Regions from separate parts of the Homo sapiens genome. Here region 2 is linked to region 1. Evidence: chromatin contacts called from ENCODE Hi-C or POLR2A ChIA-PET data. All regions are on one chromosome and are shown on one strand. Each heading gives the region's core, a stretch centred on a gene start or an enhancer-like site at or near the end of the contact. The rest is flanking DNA. Distances are from core to core; before and after follow the strand shown.

What was found. Hi-C counts contacts between places; a loop is a spot of excess contacts on that map. ChIA-PET counts read pairs that join two places held with the same protein, here RNA polymerase II (POLR2A). Pooled maps may share reads with other maps.
Region 2: a map of OCI-LY7 shows a loop between it and region 1 (10-fold over the local background). The contact joins two enhancer-like sites. A Hi-C loop is called at or near these places in 4 of 168 maps with a recorded cell type or tissue (B cell, CD4-positive, alpha-beta T cell, OCI-LY7 and 1 more), 19 of 37 single-sample maps with no recorded cell type and 12 of 50 pooled maps. POLR2A ChIA-PET finds 5 or more read pairs at or near these places in 5 of 52 experiments (B cell, CD4-positive, alpha-beta T cell, OCI-LY7 and 2 more).

The regions. Positions count from the first base shown.
Region 1 is chr6:156,395,706-156,401,025 of GRCh38, reverse strand. No RefSeq gene overlaps it. Among named protein-coding and RNA genes, the nearest start is that of SNORD28B, 20 kb to the right of the region's middle. RefSeq lists enhancers at 3,461-3,990, 3,991-4,521 and a silencer at 4,803-4,852. Within about 2 kb of position 4,070, at least 6 of the 41 ENCODE cell types and tissues checked have a DNase peak (open chromatin) inside an H3K27ac peak, as active enhancers do; they include B cell and OCI-LY7, where a contact is called at or near this core.
Region 2 is chr6:156,276,478-156,281,541 of GRCh38, reverse strand. The region is part of intron 2 of LOC101928923 (a long non-coding RNA gene); the gene reads left to right. Among named protein-coding and RNA genes, the nearest start is that of SNORD28B, 100 kb to the left of the region's middle. Within about 2 kb of position 2,186, at least 2 of the 41 ENCODE cell types and tissues checked have a DNase peak (open chromatin) inside an H3K27ac peak, as active enhancers do; they include B cell and OCI-LY7, where a contact is called at or near this core.

The sequences.
Region 1 (5,320 bases), core at 2,821-5,320:
TATAGCACCTCTAGCACTTTAGTGCATTTATGAAATTACTGCCTGTCTCTACCCCTGCTGCCTGTTTTATTCACCCCACATCAAGCTTTGTGTTGTGTATAGTTAGCCACAGTCAAAGGTCTTCTCCCCAGTTTTTTCTAAAACTGACATTAGGCCAATAAGCACATTGAGCTCAGCCTTCAGGGGGGAGAAGTCATAATCCGCCACCATGATTCTTGAGAAGGATGGTCCTCTTAACCAAAGAACATTGAACATCTTTATGCTGATGCCCAAGAGCCTCAGAGAAATGTAAGCACTATTCAGTGGAACTATTCTTGCCTTCCTCCACGAGATAAATGGCTGAGTCACCGTTCTACCCTCTGGTCTAGTGATTCCCAATCTTCTTTGAGTAAGAGGGACTCCATGAAATACTTCACTGCGAAAATTCTCAAACACACACAAAAGTATTAATAGTGAAAATAGTAATAATGAACCCTTATAGACACTTTACTCAGATTCAACATTTATCTAGAATTTTTCATTCTTGTTTCCTCTATTTGTTTTCCAGCCATCATCTCTTCTTTTAAGTTAAATGTACATAGTTTTGGTGGAGACACTGAATTTGAACATGTGTTCTATTCTTAGAGTGCTGGTTCTAGTCTTTGAAGATTTGGCTTGAAGGTTAAAGCATCGTGAAAAATAAAACTACATGTGTAAACCTGCAGTCTTTTTACCCCTTACAGCTTTGACCTTATTACCCTGAGCAATAAGTCTAACCCTTTCTCCTCTGTGTATTGAAACTAAAGAGTAAGTAGTTGATTCCCACTGTTCTTCCCACAAATTTTCAGCAGGGGTAGGGCCAATTCACTCCTTGTTTTAGGCTTAAAACTCCCCCTGAAGTGCAGGGATGAAGGCTGGTGTGTAACTGAAGTCGCTGGATATTGTGTGCATAAGGTGGGAGAGTGAGTTGAATTTCATGGGCTTTTCTGAAGCTTTCTGTCTTAACTAAAAACGTTGGCATTTTCTGGGAAGTTGGCTGTATGCTTATTGAGAAAGAGAGACTTCTCTTCAGTACAGTGTGACATTTCTACAAAAATCAATGATTTAGAAACAGGTATCTGAAATGAAATGTGCAACTTCACTTTCCATTTGTTGGAAATCCTGCTGGGCTGGTTTTGAAATCTTCATACATGTGCGGTATACCTTTAGGGGGTGAAAATTATATTGACTCTGCACTTTGGAACATGTAACAAATATCTTTTGCAATGTGGCAAAAAAATAAAGCAACATCCTAATCCTATATTTCCAAATTGGTTTTGTGCTAGTTATTTAATTTATTGTTTACTTTTGGTACTAGTGTTTGTTTTTTCCTTTTATCTTGGAAGCTTTTTATCTTTATTAGACTCAGTTACCTAATCCAGTAGAAGGGATGGTAATGAACGTGGCACACTGCTACCCTATCCATGTGTCAAGTTGAAACCTGCTATTTGATTATCAGAAGTAGTGAAGCTTATAGGAGCATGATGATGTTTTAAATTTGATTTTTTTTTGAAAATTAAAGAAGCCAGGTACTAAATATCAACACAATGAAGAAGGAGAGGCTCAACCCACTTTGAAATCCAGCCCCCTTCCCCACCAAGGTGCTCAAGAATTTCTGCATCTTCTTTAAAGTCCTTAAAAGGATTAACTTCTAAAGGGACTGATAAAGGAGGAGAGAAAAATAAGAAAGTATAAAAAGACTCTAATAAAAACTCAATACAGGGCTAGCACTTAATTCCATCTCACAATAACAAGAAGAAAGCATAATGGAGATTGAGGAGCAGGGCCATTTACATAATAACTTCCTAGCAACAGCTGTAATGAACAAATACGGGCAGATGAGTCAATTACCTGAGACACTACCTTACATCAGAGCTTAGAGAAAAGGGAAAAAGGAAAGAAACAATTAAATAGCTGAGATTCCCTGAATTTGGGTTATATCATATGTAGTTTCAGACCTAATTGCGTAAAACTAATTAGGCCAAAGAGAATCCACCTGATGAGACAAATATTGTCACCATCCAGGGGCAGGCAGGGGTGAATGGGTGCTTACCTTTCCTGTTAACGGGTGGGCTTGGGCTGGTACCTGTGAATATTCTGGCTTGGCTTGAACATATTTAACGTCAAAATCATCCTCATCCTCCTTCTCCTAATCACCATCACTGCTGTCATCTGTTGAGTGCTCCCTAACTCTCCTACATAATATCTCCTTCAACCTGCATAATATTCCTGTCAAAGTAGATAAGATCATCTCCATGTTACAGATGAGGAATCTGAGGCTGAGAGCAGGAAAATTACCCAAAATCTAATGGTTAATAATTGAAGTGATGATAGTTCATTTTTATTGAGCACGTGGCGGGCACCACGCTAAGTGCTTTGCATGGATTGTCTGAGGTTACTACACTCACTGCAGATGAGGAAACAGAGAGGCAGGGAAGTCAGGTCACCTGCCCAAGACCACACAGCTTCTGAGAGCAAGAACCAGAACTTGAATTCAGGTGGTTGTGTCAGAAGGTGCGAGAATTAGGATTCAAACCTAAATATACTTAATGCAAAGCCCATGCTGGTACCATTGCAACTCCCTGTGGCCATGGGCACTTGCAGGGCAGAGGCAGCCATGCCAGCCAAGGATCGTGTGACTTGTGTTTCTTTACACACACTTCATGGATGTAACAAAAGTATGGTAGTCACACTGTGCTTCTGTCAATTGAATAAGGTGATTCTGAGGCACAGTCATGGAGGATTTGCCTGTATGAGTGTGCATTTGTGTACATATGTGTGTGCGTGCTTCCTTTTCCTGCAGTACTTCAACTGGACAGGATTGCATGCTCCAGAACTTTCTTTCAATATTCCCTTCACTTAGGGAATCTTTGCCCCATTCAGATAACAGACTGCAATCTGGGAAAATACTTCATGCCGCAGCATTAACACCAAAGAATGTATCAAAGGCTTCTCTTTTCTAGAATGGCACACTAACATCTTTTATTAGGTGCAGATGTTTTCTGCGCTTTAAACAAAATGAGCGACTACGTGTAGAAATTCAGCCTCCTTGACAGGGAGTTGGAGGTCTCCTCAGGTGCATTGTGTATGTATGTATGGTGGGACTGAGTGAGGGGGGCTCAGAAAGGATTTTTTTTTTGGGAAAGAGAGAGACGCTTCTTTGCTTCTGAAACTGTCAAACAGACCCAGGTTTCTCGTTCCACCTACATTGTGATCCCCAGGCCTCATCCTTCCTCCCTCTGGGCTAGCAGGAAGATTTAAGGAGGGGCATGGATCTGGGGGAGACGTAGCCGGAGGAAAGTGGGTCAGTAGGCTGAGAGGCAGGGGACGCATCTCGATTCCATTTCCTGGATTGTGCCCTTTGTCAGACTTGCCTACAGACAGAGGGCCTGTGTGTTCCAATTTTGCAGAATTACCTTCCCTGGTTGGAACCCAATCCCCCAACCTCAAGCTCTGCAGACATCTTCCCTGATCAATGTCCTGTCCTCTTTTCTCTGTCAAGTTGTTCCTCCTTCCCGAGCTCTATTGTGATTTGGGGCACCTGAGGAATTAACTATTTCTCTCGTGTCTTTGCCTAACCACAGGTGAATGTCTCGACCCGCTTTTAAGCTGGCTCCGCCCTCTGGACGCGTTCTTTTAAAGGTGGGAGCTCCGACGGAGGGCCCTGATTCCGGCCTCGCTACCAGCTGGGCTGTGTGGGGGAGCGAGGCCTAATAACCCAGGGGGCGCTGGGCGGGAACGGCGTGGATCCCTCGGCCTCGCACACCTGGCTCCTAGTCCTCTCGGCCGGGCCGGTGATCCTCTGGTCGGGGGTGGGGGTGGGGGGGGCTTGCGGCAGCTCACACCTGAGGCCGTTACAAAAGGCCTGCAGCTTAACTCGCTGCAGCTCGGGGGGATGGATTGCCTACTAACTGCAGGCGCCGTGGTGCGCCGAGAAAACAGCGAAAACTGGGCCAGCGGAGGCGGGTGGGCCTCCTTGGAGGAGCGCACCTGGGGTGCGGGAGCGCCTCCTGGCAGCCTTGGCCTCGCCTCCCACGCGTGGACGCGCAGGGCCCAGGACACCGCAGCCGCCTACTCCTTTCTGCAGCCCCGGGGTCTGAAGGTAGTTACGAAGGAAATCTTTTGTAAAATGTTCCTTTTTCCTCCTCTACATTTTCTTTCTCTGTCCCTCAGTAATCCCGGTTCAGGGGTTAGCGTCCCTCACTAATCCCTGGATTTAAAAAACATTCTCCTTTTACACCCAAGCTTCAATTGGTAGAACAGAGAGACAACTGACGTCGCTTTTGTTTTGCCAGCTTTTGTTTCCGGTGCATCAGAAACTTTTTGCACCTGAGACATTATGAGATTGTGCCCCAGCCGGTTTCTAAATTATTTCTAGGTGAAAAAATTTTGCAACCTACCTTTGCAGTAAGAATTCCCCCTACCCCTCCTTTAGAGAAAGTACTTGACAGTGAATAACATCCTATATTTATAGACCAATGATTGCTACATTTCATACCGTGTAGGTTTCCTTCTGAAACCTCAATCACATTTGGTTACTGTGGTAGGGGTTTAAATGTAGCAACTAATGGGCTGTGGCAGCAGGCATTTCCCTACCTCTCCTTTTATTGAACCTTTAAGTGGCAACTGTGCTTCTCTGGGTAAGAGCAAGGCTTTGAGATTGCGTTCCATGGGTTAGCTCGGTTCTTTAGCGAAGATTCAGAGATCCTGAATTGCATCAAGAGATGCATTTGTCGGTCTGGGTTTCAGATAAAAGCATGAAATCTCACTGACTTGCTGAACATTGTGGTTTTGAATCGGGGCTTTGGAGATGAAGCTGTGAAACCTCCCAAACCAAAGTTCCTAACAGAAATCACCAGCTGTGATTTACATATTGGCTTTGCCACAAAGTTTTAGTTCGACTCTGTTTCTGTTGTTATGGTGTCTTATGAATATTTTCTGATATTTAACCCAAAGCCCTCTTGCTGTTTCCAAACTGGTTACCTGAGATAACTGAGGCACTTGTGCTGCTGTTTGGACGGGATTACTTCATGTACTTAAAGGCTGGCCATACTGCAGACTAAATACATCTGGTATCACCCTCTACTAAGTTTTTAAAAAGTCTTTGCTGAATGAAATGCAAAAAGAAAATGCAAACAATGCTTGGGCTTTCCTTTTCTTTTCCAGGCTCTCTTTACAACTCTTGCAAAGATGTCAAGACATATTTCAGTATTCCACCAGCGAGGTTACAGTTTTATTAGTGATGGCCTTGGTTCACACCATAAATGTGAATTTACCATTTTCTGTTGGCTTGACTGACCTG
Region 2 (5,064 bases), core at 937-3,436, 120 kb after region 1:
GGGATGGAGTGTTCAGGAGTGATTTCCTGAAAGAGGTGGGTTTCAGTCAGTGCTTTCCTGAGTGGTTTCTTAAAAAAAAAAAAAGCCCCTAGTTTGTTATGATTCACACGGTCCTGGGGTCAAATATGTTTAGCTACCACAAGCCAGAAAGATTCAAAAGGTTTCTTCACTGTGTGACTTCTCAGAGCCTTCTGTGACAATTACATAATAACTCTCCAAAAGGAAGAGTCCATATGTGGTGATTCCAAAGCATATTTGATCTTTTTTTGTTCGTCCATGGAGCTCCCATGGCTGGAGTGGTGGAGCAAACTCTGGGAAAAGTGAGGTAAGATCCTGCCTTGAAGGATGGGTGGGAGGCCTCATGTAGTCGATGGAAATGGGGCAAGAGTTGTGTATTATAAGCAGAGGCTTTGGAAGGAGCAAACGCAGAAGTGTGGTGAGCCATGGGAGACCAGCTAAAGGGGTGGTCTGGGGACAAACTGGGAGGAAAGGATGATTTTGAAGAAACAGGAAATGAATGGAGGTGGTTGGATTTTTTGTAGTTGTTGTCTTGACAGCATTTTTTAAAAGACAGATTAATCTGTCAACATGGTCCAGAGTGGTCTGGATAGGCAGAGCCTGTAGGCAGGAAAACTCATCAGGAGTCTTTTGTGTTTGTCCAAGCATGGTGTTACCAGGTCCTCCCCAACCTTGTTTCTCTATTACGATCTCTCAGCCGATGATTGTGTGGTCCCTGCTGTGCTTGGGCTCCATGTTGTCAAGTGTGCAGCGTCATCCCGAGGACCCGGCATTTGTACCAGGTCTCCAAGGCAACACCTTTCTTAACGTCTGGATGTGCCTCATAACACTTCTGTTTGTCTGTCTTTGGCTCTACATTGTTTCTTTTTATTTTATTTTATTTATTTTTTTAATTTTACTTTAAGTTCCGGGATACATGTGCAGAGTGTTCAGGTTTGTTACATAACTATACATGTGCCATAGTGGTTTGCTGTACCTATCAAGCCATCATCTAGGTTTTAAGCCCCGCATACATTAGATATTTGTCCTAATGCTCTCCCTCCCCTTACCCTCCACACTGTTTCTTAAAAGAACATGTTATTATAACCTGGAGACATTCACTGTTAAGTGCAGCTTCCTTCATGGTTGGCTGATCTAAAACCTGCACAGACCCCAGCCCTTTATGGTGCGTTTCATGTTTGCATGTCTGTCATCTGAAATGCCTCGTAGACTATGTTGGCAACTAGCCAAGCTGAGCATTAAAAAGGGGATGGCCTACCAGCCATCATAGCCTTTCCCCTTTGAGTTATCGAGGAAACAAAACCAGAGTTGTTTCAGTATGAACGACAGTTAAAAAGATAACTAAGGAAAGTGCTGGTCAATCACAGTTTACAGTTGGTGCAGAGCCCAGCTTGGAAGGACTCAAGGACAGAGTCCTGATCTCCATGGGAGGAACAATTGTGCTTTTGTGGAATCTTCTCTCTGTTCTTGATGCTTCTTTCTTCTCTGCATTCTTATATTATGGGGATTAGGAAGTCCAGCCTGGTGAATAATGCTGTATAATCTCCCTGTCTTCTCCCTTACCTCTTAATTCATTTTGACCTTGACTTGGAAGATATCCTTCTACCATGCAGGAATTGTCAGCCACAGTTTTACACTCTTTGATCACTTCGCTATTTGGAGTGTGAGTTGTTTTTTAAAAAATATACAAAGAATAACTTCTTTATGTTTTTTTGTTTTCCTTTTTTTTTTTTTTTTTGCTTAACATGTGAGAGGTGAAATAAAGGAGCTCCTGATAAGTATAGAGATTAGGAAACAAGACAAAACAAAGCAACAACAAAGTCTACACACCTCATAGCCAACAGCTGCCCAATTAATGTCATGTGCATTTACAGCAGAAGTGGTCAGTGACAGCACAGTGGAAGGCAGTTCAGGTCACAAATGCAGAACAGGAAATATATTTTCATCTTGTTATTTATGACCCAGCCTTAAAGGAAAACAGATGGTACTACTTTCAGAGCTGTTTTGCTCTTGTTTCAAATGGCTAATTCAAATCAAACACAGATTCTATTCTTAGTCAAGGCAGCTGCTGCATTGTCTGAGCTGGGCTGTTTTTTTACCAACAACACCCCTTCCTCTGACAGAATGGCCAGAGAAGACCACAGCAACATCACTGTCACTATCACCCAGTAGTCCTAAGAGAACCGCATTTGTCGGCAGCAGCACAAAGCCTATTGCTGGCTGACACCATTTAGGATAAACTGTGGTTGGATTTTGAGTAGAATCTGGAACCACCACTCCCTTCCCTCTTGCATTTGATTATTTCCCTTTGAAAGCAATGATTTATTCCAATTTTAGAGTACAGTGACCTTTCAGGGACCCTTAGGGTGGCGAAGATTGCAAAGATGGGAAGAGAAGTCAAAAGGGGCTAAGAGAGGAAATGGAATGTGAGAGATGTTCTCATAACACAGAGAAGACAGCAGACACTACTTAGGTTCTCTCTCCCAGGATAGCCATATTGTCCTGCTGATTTTCTTTAGTCAAAGGCTCTATTTATGAGACTCACTAATAAGACTTTAAAGAGTAACTTCTTGCATTTTTAAAAATCAATATTTGAAAACAAAGTAATATATGTTCATAATTCAACAACAACAACACTTTCCATCTATTCATTTCTCCACTCTACGTGGAGTCCCTGGGTTTAGCCCTCCCACTGGACACCCACTCCCTACCCTTCTATGCCCAGAAGCAATCACTTCAAATTTTTCTAGCTGTTAACTTCAGGTGGTGACCTCCATATTTCTAAGAAATGTGCTTATAGTGTTGAGTATTTAGTTTGAGTCAATATCTCTTACATTTCTTTAATGGTAGTTGAGGATTTAGCTTGTCTACAACTCTTCCCGTGACTAACTCATTCATTCAATTGAATTATATTTTCAGTTAATTATCTGACAGTTTTTATGTTTTTATGAGTAGGTAAATTATTTTTATTGTCAAGCCATGTCATGTATTATTAGATTTCATTTCTTGTACAACTTTTTGTTTTTCCTGAAGTTAATAATTATACAATTTTTTATTTGCTTATTTTTATGTATGTCTTTAAACTTTTTTTGAGATCAAAACTTGTCAAATGCTTTGTAAAGTCTTTCAAATAATCAAACACATCTAAGTATCTGTTTGCACTCTCCCTCCCTCTTTTCACTCTTCTTTCTCCTGAAAGCCTCCTAACCCTTGTTTCTCTTTCCACCTACTCTGATCTGTTTGTTGGCTAAGTCTTTTGAATAAGGCTTACTCTAGAACTTTCCATTACTTTTCCTGTGTTGGCTCACTTTCTAAGATTCCATGTCCTGTGATAGGATCTTAAACACAAATATGAGGGAATTCAAGTTTTTGATCCCTTTTATTCCTGAAACTCATGTTTATTTACCCTCACATTATACAAACATAGTTCAATATGGTAGAGAAAATGAGAAACAAAGTGTATTAGTCCATTTTCATGCTGCTGATAGAGACATACCTGAGACTGGGAAGAAAAAGAGGTTTAATGGACTTACAGTTCCACATGCTGGGGAGGCCTCACAATCATGGCGGAAAGCAAGGAGGAGCAAGTCACATCTTACATGGATGGCAGCAGGCAAAGAGAAAGCTTGTGCAGGGAAACTCCTGTTTTTAAAACCATCAGATTTCAGGAGACTCATTCACTATCATGAGAACAGCACAGGGAAGAACCACCCCCATAATTCAATCACCTCCCACCAGATCCCTCCCACAACATGCGGGAATTGTGGGAGCTACAATTCAAGATGAGATTTGAGTGGGGACACAGATGAATGATATCACCAAGATTGGTGAACTTTGAGACACATTCTACCAATGGAAACTCTTCAAAATGAAATATATGCCTAAATGTAGAACTCAAAACTGTAACAATTCTGGAGGAAAACAGGTGGAAATCTTTGTGATCTTGAGTTAGTCAAAGATTTCTTTGATATATCACTAAAGCTTGATCCATTAAAAATTGATTCATAAACTAAACTTCATCAAAATAAAAAAATTGGCTCTTATATAAGAGTATGAAAAGAGAATCCAAAGACTGGGAGCAAATATTTGCAAAACACATACCTGATAAAGAACCTCTAAGCAGACTACATAAAGAATTCTAAAACCTCAACAGTAAGAAAATAACTCATTTAAACAATTGGCTGAAGATAGGAACAATTTTTCAAACAAGATATGCAGATGACAAATAAGCACATGGAAAAGATGTTCAACATCAATTAGCCAGTAGAGAAATGCAAAGAAAAGCCACAGTAAGCCACAGTGAGGTACTGCTTCGTACCTGTTAGAATGAAAAATTAAATGGACTGACTACATCAAGTATTACCAAAGATGTAGAGGAACTGGAGATCTCATATACTGCTAGGTGGAAAGTAAGATGTTACAATCTCTTTGGAAAGCAGTGTGGTAGTTTTTAAAAAAATTAAACTTGGACCTATTATATGGTCCAACCGTTCCACTACTAAGTATTTACCCAAGAGGAAAGAAAACTTATATCTATACAAAGGCACATCCATGAATGTTCTTAGCAGTCTTGTTAAATAATAGCCAAATCCTAGAAACAGCACAAATGTCTATCAACAGATAATCAAACTATGGTATATCCATACAACATAATGCCACTCAAAGGTAGAAAGGAACAAAATATTGCTACACCTAATAGAATGAATGAAACTCAAAATAAATAGCCTGAATGAAAGAAGGCAGACAAAAGCGATTACATACTGAAGAGTCCACTTATATAAAATTCTAGATAATAGAGACTAATCCATTGTGACAGGAAGCTAATCAGTGGTTGCCTGGGGTGGGGTAGGGGTGCTAGAAGAAGGGATTATAAAGGATTCACTCTCTTAATGTGGTGATGATTTTCAAAGCTTATCAAATTGTACATTTTAAATATGTGCAGTGTTTATATCAATTATACCTCAATAACATTTTTTAAATGAAAAAAGCATGTGGATACATCTGAAATTATGCATGTTTAATAATTACAAGAATGCTTTCAGATCA